2 separate regions of the Homo sapiens genome follow, and region 1 is linked to region 2. Evidence: chromatin loops called from intact Hi-C (ENCODE). Cell type or tissue: sigmoid colon. All regions are shown on one strand. Each heading gives the region's core, and the rest is flanking DNA. Links, peaks and the distances in the headings are about the cores only.

The links. A loop is a pair of places that touch in the nucleus more often than their neighbours do. Peaks named below come from ENCODE experiments on the same cell type or tissue, not always from the same donor. Only the 100,000 strongest peaks of a DNase experiment are listed, where the experiment ranks them.
Region 1: a loop joins it to region 2, with 2.4 times the contacts of the local background. A loop is called at or near these places in 2 of 110 quality-filtered maps.

What each region holds. Positions count from the first base shown.
Region 1 is chr18:63,612,373-63,618,132 of GRCh38, reverse strand. No RefSeq gene overlaps it. Among named protein-coding and RNA genes, the nearest start is that of SERPINB13, 28 kb to the right of the region's middle. In sigmoid colon, for the core only: no CTCF peak of the experiment used is centred there; no DNase peak of the experiment used is centred there.
Region 2 is chr18:63,816,073-63,821,832 of GRCh38, reverse strand. No RefSeq gene overlaps it. Among named protein-coding and RNA genes, the nearest start is that of SERPINB7, 44 kb to the right of the region's middle. In sigmoid colon, for the core only: no CTCF peak of the experiment used is centred there; a DNase peak (open chromatin) is centred at 3,097.

The DNA of each region.
Region 1 (5,760 bases), core at 1,068-5,067, 200 kb after region 2:
ATTTGTGTGTACACATATAACATATCTCTGAAGGAATATATAAGAAACAACACCATGTGGTCCAGGGCAGGGTAACTGAGTGGCTTGGTGACACTGGTGGCAGAGAGAATGTGCACTGCGTAAACCCTTTTCACCTTTTGTATTTTGAATCATGTGAATGTATCACCTATTTAAAAATATCAATAAAATCTAAATTTTAAAAGAGTTCACTGGCTCTAAGTCTGATTTATTTTACCTATCCATCTAGGCATGGCTCTTTGCATTAATAAGCTGTCAGCTCTCAAGGAACAGAGTCTGACATAAACACTGCTATTGGAATAAACTGACTCACACTAAACAAAGCAGAGTACCCTCTAATTATAGTGCATTACTACTGTCTACAAAGATTCGCTATTTTCTATACACTGTAATTCTGATAAGTGGTTTTGGCAACTACTATTTCCAAACATCTGGTAATACTAGTTTAAGATAATAAATCGTGATAAAGAAAACAATGCAATGAGTTCAAAGAAAAAGAGAATTGAAAGTATATTACTGACCACATTGTTTTACATACATTTTTGAGTGAGATATGACAGTTGTGATAACCAGATTGTGGTTCACAGGCCTAATGTGAAAACCCCAATTTAACTTAACCTTTGTAAAGACAAATACAAATTAAAATTAAGAGTCTTAATTCTTCCTATTAAAGATAAGGGAAGAGATTCTCCTCTCCTCATTTTTATCAGAGTATTTACTTTAGAAAGTTTATAATTCTAAATATTTCCTCCTCCTTTGAAGTGTATATTAATTCATTTGAAGACTAAATATGTCTTTTGTCAACTTTATGACCAAGAAATATCTTTCTCAAGGACCTGGGAACCATCTCTTTGAAATGTAAACATCAGGAGAGATAGCTGCGCTCTCTCTCAGCTTCTGGAGGAGGGTAGAGCTTAACATCAGAGGGCACCTGGCTCCAAGCTGCAAAACTACCTCTGTCTCTCAAGATAGGAGAAGTTTGTTTTTCCTATGTATAAAACCAATTAACTAACACAGATGGTCACCCCAATTACCAGGTGAACCTGGGATGAATTATGTGTGATAAATGGGTCTGTCAAGTGCCCTTACTTGAGTAGTTACTGTTTATTTTGAGAACATCTATGGAATGGATTGGATCTGCCTGTCTGCATAAAAGGGTGAGATTTTTTTCCTGACTTGGCCATCTCTTAGCAGATTGCCTGTGATCCCATTCTGGTTCAATGCTTATTGAATAATGAAAGCGCCTTCTTTCTCTACTACCGTGGTCGAGAGGGTTTCTGGGTTGGAAGAAGATTTTAGTTTTAATTATATTTTTCCAACACTTCCACAATTATGAAGAGTGTGCTTTGTTCCAGCAGAACCCTCTTATGAGATGCTTAAGGAAAATATGCTTGGTAATTGTGACATTGAAGAGAGGAGGCTTTGTTTTCTTACCCGCATTTGATGCATTGTGGAATGGAGAGACCCTTAGATATAATTTTATTAAGAGGCTTGGACCTCAGTACTCTGAGGGAACCCAGGTGCAGGAGTGCACTGGGACCTCATCAAGACTGAACAGGCTCACAGGGAACTTGGGGCTTTTTGTACCTTCCCCTCCAAGTTGTCATTCTTAGAGTGACTTATTACATATCTAGGATGCATATATATATATATATATACACACACACACACACACATATATATGCATATATATATACACACACACATACATGCACATCAAGTTCTGAGATATATATATATATATCAGATATATGTATCTCAAAACTTGATATGTGTAGATAGATACATAGATATAGATATATCCTAGATATGTGTGTGTATATATATATATATAAAATATACTTGATATGTGTGCATATATGTACACATATCATATAGATATATATCAGCACACTCTTCATAATTGTGGAATGTGTTGGAAAAATATGATTAAAACTAAAATCTTCTTCCAACCCAGAAACTCTCTCCACAATGGTAGTAGACAAAGAAAGCACTTTCGTCATTCTAAATATATGTTATATTCTCCATAGATATACTCAGTGAATTGACCCAGGATTGGATTTCTTCAGACCTATGTGGGTAATACTCTCAGGGGACAACTGTGTGCGGTTGGGGTGGGGAGACAACCCCACTGGGAGTCATGACACCAGGCTTCAGTTTCCCAGTTCCGGTATCACCTAGCTGTGTGCCTTGTCAAAGGATGAATTTATTTTATTTTATTTTATTTTATATTTATTATATTATATTATATTTGGAGAGAGAGAGCGATCAGAACTTTGGGGCAGCTAGAGCTCAGCTCTCTGACAATAGCTCTGAAACTTCCAGCTCCTGAATGTATTGGGAACATAAAAAGACTCAATGGCAGAGTCTTCAAGAAAGCAAATAAGCATCTGGTATGAAATACATTGTCTTAGGAAGAGTCACTGCCACCTTACACAGTTTAATGAATACTCAAATGATATTTTGGAAATATAAACCATTTATAGCTGGTTTTTAAAAACTGATTTTAATATTATAATTTGTTGTGTTTAGTTTTTTACTTTTAATGATCACTGAAGTAGCAAATGCGTCTCAAAATTAGAATATCATATTTATAAAATAGATTTTGTTTATTCACAAGTCCCACAATACCAACATGAGTTTCTCTGTTTGCATGTTTTTGATATATGAACCAGATATTTGTGGGTAGGAAAAGAATAGTTCTTCCTACGAAATCAAAGCTCATCCCTTTCCCTGGTTCTAACTTCCCACTTTCTCCTATTGTTACTCAGCTCTGCTACTGTCATGACAAGCAGGCTTCCCTGATTTGGTTTAAAGCAGATTATGGTCCCTAGTTAATCTCCAGGGGACTACTGACCTCAAGACAAAGTCAGAAAATATCAATCTCTGACATGAAAACTCTCCAAAGTTCCCTAAAGTTAATGTGATGTTGTGGACCTTGTTCAGTAAAATAATCTTCTCCAGAGAGAGGGTTTACAGATGACTTGTTGGTCAGGCTTGGGATTCATGAATGAGCCCAGGCTCTCTCTCTAATACTATAGCAGAAGCAGGTTACCACAAAACACATCTGATCTAGGATACATTTTCATAATGATGTCTCTTTTATGAGACAAGCTCCTACAAAGCAGCTTAGGATGACAAGTGAAAAATAATTTTTAAAAAAATTATATATATACATATATATATGGAGATGGAGTCTCTCTCTGTTGCCTAGGCTGGAGTGCAGTGGCACAATCTCGGCTCACTGCAACCTCCACCTGCTGGGTTCAACAAATTCTCCTGCCCCAGCCTCCCTAGTAGCTGGGACTACAGGCACATGCTACCATGCCCAGCTAATTTTTTGTATTTTTAGTAGAGACGGGATTTCACCATGCTGGCCAACAAGTCAGTATCTCTTCAAATACCTTTCTGTTGCAAGGTCTATACAGATGGCTCCCAGAACATCTATACCTACGTTCTTGTCATCTCAGGTCACACCCATTTTTCTTTTTCTAATCCTTTACTTACCAAGCAAGTTTCTAAACTATAATTTGGTCTGTGAATATACCTGTCCAGCAGAAAGATGTTCCAAGATGAGTAAACACGGCTTACAATATAGCTCCTTTTACATGTCAATAAATTTACTGTTTCCAGTGAATAGATCAGATGCATGGCTTGGAGTAATGAGAAACCCTCTTCCAGGAAGTCTTTCACATCCCTTCCAATCTGTGCCAAGTCTCTCACCCACTCTAACCTCCCAGTGAACTAATGAAAGTTTCCTTTAGATCACTAGTATCATCGTAGGCTGCTGTATTTTCACGTCTGTTTCTACCACCAAATTGGACGTCCTTCAACAGCAAGGATTGTTCCACTCATGCTTATATTTTTTGCAGTGAGTACTTAAAGGATATACATTGAATAGAATTAAACTAGATCCCTAGGATCTAACAAGTTATAGATCCAGAAACAAACAAAATGCACCTGATTCTGTAAAACTGAGACCAGATCCTCAAACATCCTGGAGCCCCAGCAAAGAACAGCCAGCCCACAGGTGAGACTTGGGGAAATCCCTGGATTCTGTACATTTTACTCCAAGTCTTTTCACAAATGCTGTCAACTGCACAGCACTCCTACCTCACAGGGGACAGATGTGGCAATATCAAAGGGTCTGTGTGGGGAGACCAGGAGGACTGAAGTGTTTGCATATCACAAGATCTGTTAGTTAAACTCATGGTGAATCTGCTCTGGACTCAGTGAATTGGCCCAGGATTGGATTTCTTCAGACCTATGTGGGTAATGCTCTCAGAGGACAACTCTGTGCATTTGGGGTGGGGAGACAACCCCACTGGGAGTCAAGATAGCAGGCTTCAGTTTCCCAGTTCTGGTATCACCTTACTGTGTGCCCTGTCAAAGGATGAAGCAGAGGCCACTGGGGCTAAGAAAGCAGCACTGAGTTTACTTGCCAGGCAAGAGAACAAACCAGTGAAGGATCCACTCAGTAGCTGACAATTGGAGAAAAGTTAGGGAGTTTCAAGAGCTGTACCGTGCAAAGCCACCAGGGTGGGGCTGCCCAAGGCCATGGGAGCCCGCCTCTTGTATCGGCATGACCTGGATGTGAGACATGGAGCTGAAGGAGATCATTTCAGAGCTTTAAGATTTGACAACCTCGCTGGATTTCAGACTTGCATGGGACCTGCAGCCCCTTTGTTTTGGCCAATGTCTCTCATTGGGAACAGGTGTATTTACCCAATGCCCATACCCCCACTATATCTTGGAAGGAAATAACTTGTTTTTTGTTTTACTGGCTCATAAGTAGAAGGGACTTGCCTTGTCTTAGATGAGACTTTGGACTTGGACTATTGGGTTAATGTTGAAATGAATAAAGGCTTTGGGGGACTGTTGGAAAGGCAAGATTATGAGGACATGAGATTTGGGAAGGGCAGGGGTGGAATAATACAGTTTAGCTGTGTCCCCACCCAAAATCTCATCCTGAATTATAATTCCCATAATCTGCATAATCCCCATGTGTCAAGGGAGAGACCAGGTGGAGATAATTGAATCATGGGGGCAGCTTCCCCCATGCTGTTCTCGTGATAGTGAGTGAGTTCTCATAAGTTTTTATGGTTTATATGTGTCTGGCAAGTTCCTCCTTCTTTCATCCTCCTTCCTGTCACCTTGTGAAGAAGGTGTCTTGCTTCCCCTTTGCCTTCCACCATGATTGTTAAGTTTCCTAAGGCCTCCCCATCCATGCTGACCCGTGAGTCAATTAAACCCCTTTCCTTTTTAAATTACCCAGTGTCAGGCAGTTCTTTATAGCAGTGTGAAAATGGACTAATACAGTTAATTAGTATCAATAATGGGGTATGGAATTTATGGTGGTTATGCTAATCAAATATTAAAAATTTGCATATGAGGTAGTATTGCTATAGTTGTAAAGTTTTCCTTTTGTATTGCTAATTACTTTGGGCTTCTGTTTCTCTTTTTTTTTTTTTTTTTTTTTGAGACGGAGTCTCGCTCTGTCCCCCAGGCTGGAGTGCAGTGGCACTATCTCGGCTCACTGCAGGCTCCGCCTCCTGGGTTCACGCCATTTTCCTGCCTCAGCCTCCCGAGTAGCTGTGACTACAGGTGCCCGCCACCTCGCCCGGCTAATTTTTTGTATTTTTAGTAGAGACGGGGTTTCACCATGTTAGCCAGGATGGTCTCGATCTCCTGACCTCGTGATCCGCCCGCCTCAGCCTCCCAAAGTGCTGGGATTACAGGCGT
Region 2 (5,760 bases), core at 1,077-5,076:
TTTGCTGCACTGAAAGAGCCTCTTTCTCTACCTGCATCTGGAATACAAAGGCAAACGTCAACAACAACCATAAAAATATAAATTGAAACACCACTATTTAACAGTTTATTTCAAATTAGGGCAAGACTTTTATTTTGTCAACATAAGTGCTCAGCGAGGGGCTTTGGGGAAGCAAAAATAATGCAGATTTTATAACCAAATACATTTCCTACTCTGCCATATTCTAATTTTATGGCCAGTTACCTAAGATCTTTTGGCTTCTATTTCCTTTTCTCGAAAAGTGCTTAAATAACAGCTTCCTTATAGGATTAGTGCAATGATTAAATCATGTGATGTTTATGGGGTTCCCAGGACAGTGCCTGCAAATGGTGGTCGAGTAATGCCATTTTGTTACTATTGCTGTTGTTATTGTTAGCTTAGTTTAGTTCCCTTTGTCAGGGTAATAACAAAAAAGACAATGTTATAATTTTGATCCCAATAGGCACATGACCTCACTGCATCTTGCAGAAGTACACAAAAGGGGCTGAAGGAGAGGGTAAGTATGCACCAGCCAAAGCCAATTCCCATCCCCATTTCCCATTGGAAAAACATCTCAAAGTACACATCCTTTCACAGTGGGTTGGCAGTGCCATCAACATAAATAAAGGAGTATACTATTTTATCTGTATTTTTAAGGTGGGGAAAAATATAACTAAGTGTATTATCATCCTATAGAATGAATATTCTACTTTCTTCTTTGGAGTCTTCTTCAAATATTTACTGAGAGACAGAGTTTCCTGTTCTAAGGTTTTTGGAACTGGCAGAGCTCACCTGGGCTTAATGCCTTCTCAAGTGGTTGCTCACAGCCACAATAGGGTTTTGGAACTCTGAGTCTCTTCAAAGGAGCTAACATAAAGCCATGTAAGAGAATTCCAGGAAGAACATTCCTTCATTCCTGCCTTCCTTCCTCCATTCACTAAACCCTCCCTTGCACTGGGAACTGTCTGGAGGAATAAGGCTGGAGAACAACTCGGGAAGTTCAGCATTGCTGCTGCTGCCTGGCACCTGCACTGAAGTCAGTTGCAGGTGGAATCAGGTAATGGGAGCCCATGCGCTGTGTTCTGCATCTCCCTTCCTTGCCTGAGGCTGCCGTGTTAAAAAACCATGGTGGGGTCTACAGCCTCTTGGGATTAGTGCTGGGACTAGGATGAAGGGACACCCTAGGGTGTCCTCGCTCCACTGTGTGGACTCTGTCCTTGCAGGACCCTGAGATGCTGAGAGTGAGCGTCTCTTTAAGAATGAGCCACATTTTGTGTAACATTTAAGGAGGCACTAACACTCAAGGCCATACGAGTACAGGGCTGGTACCTGAAAGTCAGCGTCTCCTTAACTTTTGCACCATAGCAGCCTCCTTTGCCTCACCCTATTCCTGCCCCTGCTTGAGACACCTGGTCAGGTCTTTGGATACAGCAGGTAGCAAGTCTTTTGGTGGCTGTATTGTTTGTTGTCTTATATCACATCACAGATGCTCCAGAGAGCTCCTAGAGTATCAGAATTAAAGTGATTCTGCCCTCTGCTATTGATGCAAATGGAGCACCTCAGTCAAGCAAAGTCAAAAAGTCTGAGGAAAACTGAGAAAAATGCCTTGTTCATCCTGCAGATTTTAAAAGGGGGAAGACTCATTATGAAAAGATTCCTTTAAAAAAACTTGAAAAGGAAAACTTGTGGTTGCTGGGTTTGGATGAGAATATTAATGGAAAAGTCATAATCCTTTCTTCTGAAAGATTTAATTTACGTTTGTCTTGCCAGCATCCGGAGGCCCTGCAGCAACTCTTTCAGCCTAGGGATGTGATTCCAATAAAACTGCCTTAAGAATTCCTACACAGACAAGAGTCAGCTTAAATAATTTGACTGGCTGGCTGGTTGACATTTCACAGAGACCAGAAATTTTACCACTTGTTTGGAAAGCTAACACTCTCATCATATCAACACAGAAATAAAAGCCTCTAAGACACCATGTATCTCTGTTGCCTAGTTGTCCCAGGACTAGAATGTCACACAACTGGGAAGAAATGGGAGAGGGGAAAAAGTGGGGGTCAGATGGGGATAAAGTCACAAGAAAATAGAAATAAAGGTAAAGGCGTGGCCCTGTTTCTAAGAGCTTGCAAGATACTGACTTATTGGTTTTTCCTCCTCACTCAACTGTTTGAGAAGCCTGCCCCCTGCTAAGTCATATGGATCATTATAATTAGATCCACAGAATCTAAGAAGCATGTTTGCTCTGCTGTAGGGATGATCAGTTGAAATGCCCAATCATAGATCCTTATAATGGAAAGCTTAAATCAGACAAATTTAAGTTCTAATACAAAATCTGTCTTTTGCTATGTATGTAGCAACTTACTTTTCTGCACCTGTACACATAAACTAGGGATAATAGAAGATACCTTACACTTTTACAAAGCTTGTTAAATGGTGACTAGAAAGCCTCTAAAGAGAAAAGTCACTCAATAATGTTATCTTCCTTTGCCCTTCTAAGAAATATAGATTTAACCCAAAGAGGAGTCATGGATTTGAAAAGAAAAGTGTCTACCCCCAAATCCTACAAATGGAGAAACTGAAGGGAGGGCTACCTGACTTGCTCAAGTCCACACATCCAGAAAACACCAAATTCAGAATAAAAAGCTAATTTTCCTCTAATTTTCCAGTACCTTTCCCTCTAATTTGACAGATAGAGACAAAATGGCCAGCTAAACACAGCCAGGAAACATTGCCCCCACTAAGAGAGAACAAAATAGTCGGTAAACCGACATACTTTGAGGAGACCTCTGGAGTGGCAACACCAACAGTTGATAGAGAAAAGATGCAGACACCAAGCCTGAAGAGGAGGAAGCTAGGAACCCTGCGTGGGGTTGCTGAATGCTAGGGCTAATTTCTAGGCCTGAGCAGTTTCTAGGGAAGGGGTGAGTGTAGGGTTGGAGGGGCTTCCCACTGTTGCCAAAGACCTCTGAGATATTAGCTACAAGAGATCTCATGCTCCTCATAAACATTTCAGCTGGCAGGAAGATCTCCCTGGAGAGTAGGCAGAGACCCAGCTCCAACCTGGGCAGAATCCAGGGACTTTGGCACATGTTGCAGCTGTAGCAGCATGCTGTCAGAGGTCCCCATCCCCAAGGGCACCCCATCTCCCTCTGAGTAGCTCTAGCCCCAGCAGACTGCAGGTCCAAGAGAGAGTGGGACCAGTTTCTCAGCAGGACTGGGGTGCTTCTGTTCTGCAGGCTCTCATGCCTGACAGGCCCTCCCAGGGACGCTGCCTGGCCACTCCCACAGAAGCCAGTGCACAACACAGCCTCCACTGCTCAGTATGAGTGCTCTACCAGAGGCTCTACCTGAGTACTTCCCTGTGGCCAGGAAGCACTTCACATCCCCCAGCATAACTGTTGCCTGATTCCAAGAGTCCAGAAGACAGAGCTTCAGTCCAGTCCTGGCACTCCAGGGCTGCAGTGTGCAGCTCAGGAGTGCCAAGCAGAGATCTATGGCTAACACTCAACTGGAGGAGGACACCCCCACTCTCAGAACACTGAGAGGGGTGAGACTCATGGGTTTGCAGACTGGCATGGGAACAGGATGTGCCTCCCTACATAAGACCAGACCAGGAAGGGTGTGGCCTGTCTCCTAGCCATGGCATCTACCTGAGGGAGCCCCACAGAGGGAGCCCTGTTAACCCAATAAAAGAAACACAGACAGTGCCAGTGTTTGGAGGGGGCTCTCCTGAGGCCCAGGAGTGAACCTAGTGAGGGGATCATCTCTCTGCATCCCCACCACAGAGCATGGCTACAAACGTGTGGAAATACAAAATAACCATGCAGCTGAGTAAGGGCCTATCTGCTAGCCATTACTCTTAAGCAACATCCACTGGATCACAGCCCAAATCACATAAAAAATTATTCTTCCAATAAACATTCCTATGACACTCAGGGCAAGAATCCAATCACAAATAAAGATCTTGTACAGAGACTTAGCCCTCTGAAAGCATCCAGAAATAAAGCCAATTGACTATACTCAACTTATGCCATAGTTAAAGATACATCAGCCCTTTCAGATGAAAAAGAATCAGTCCAAGATCTCTACAACTCAAAAATCCAAAGTATCCCCTTATCTACAAATGATTCCACTAGCTTCCCAACAGTGGTTCTTAGGCAGATTGGAATGACTGAAATGACAGACATAGAATTCAGAATATGGCTGCCAAGGCAGTTCATTGAGCTTCAGGAAAAAGTTGAAACCCAAACCAAGGAATCCAAAGAATCCAGTAAAACAATCCAAGAGCTGAAAGACAAAAATAGACATTTTAAGAAAGAACCAAACTGAACTTCTAGAATTGGACAATTCACTACAAGAATTTCATAATATAATTAGAAGTGTTAACAGCAGAATAGAATAGACCATGCCAAGAAAAGAATCTTAGAGCTCAAGGACTAGTTCTTTGAATCAATGGAGCCTTACAAAAATAAAGAAAAATAATTTAAAAAAATGAATAAAACCTCCAAGAAATATGGGATTTTGCAAAGAGATAGAATTTATGACTCACTGGCATTGCTGAAAGAGGGAAGAGGGTAAGCAACTTGGAAAACATATTTGAACATATAGTCCACAAAAATTTCCCCAATCTTGTTAGGTTGACATACAAATTCAAGAAATACAGAGAACCTTGGTGAGATACTATACAAGACCACCATCTCTGAGGCACATAGTCATCAGATTCATCAAGGAAAACATGAAAGAAAAAAATCTTAAAGGCAGCTAGAGAGAAGGGGCAGGTCATGTACAAAAAGAACTCCATCAGGCTAGAAGCAGAACTCTTAGCAGAAACCTTAATAAGTCAGAAGAGATTGGGGGCCTATTTTCAACATTCCTAAAGAAAAGAAATTCCAAGGCCGGGCATGGTGGCTCACGCCTGTAATTCCGGCACTTTGGGAGACAGAGGTGGGCAGATCATGAGGTCAGGAGATCGAGACCATCCTGGCTAACACAGTGAAACCCCGTCTCTACTAAAAATACAAAGAAATTAGCCAGGCTTGGTGGTGGTTGCCTGTAGTCCCAGCTACTCAGAAGGCTGAGGCAGGAAAATGGCATGAGCCCAGGAGGTGGAGCTTGCAGTGAGCCGAGATCGTGCCACTGCACTCTAGCCTGGGTGACAGAGCGAGACTCTTGTCTCAAAAAAGAAAGAACGAAAAAAGAAAAGAAAAGAAATTCCAAGCAAGAATTTCATATCCCACCAAACTAAACTTCCTAAGTGAAGGAGAAATAGAATCCTTTTCAGACAAGCAAATGCTGAGGGAATTCATTACAACTAGACCAGCCTTACAAGAGGTCCTAAGAGAGTGCTAAACATAGAAATGAAAGAATGACACCTGTTACCATAAAACTACACTTAAACACACAGCCCAGAGACACTATAATGCAACTACACAATCAAGTCTACAAAACAACCTGATATAAACACAATAACAAAATAAAACTCTCAGAAATCAATATTAACCCTGAATATAAATGGTCTAAATGCTGCACTTAAAAGGCATAGAATGGCAACTGGATAAAAAGGCAATACCAAACTGCCTGCTGTCTTCAAGAAACCCATCTTACATGTAAGGACACCCAAAGGCTCAGAGTAAGGGGATGGAGGAAGATCTACCATGCAAACAGAAAACAAAAAAAAAAAGGAGCAGGAGTCACTACTCTTATATCAGATGAAACAGATTTTAAATCAACAACATTCAGGAA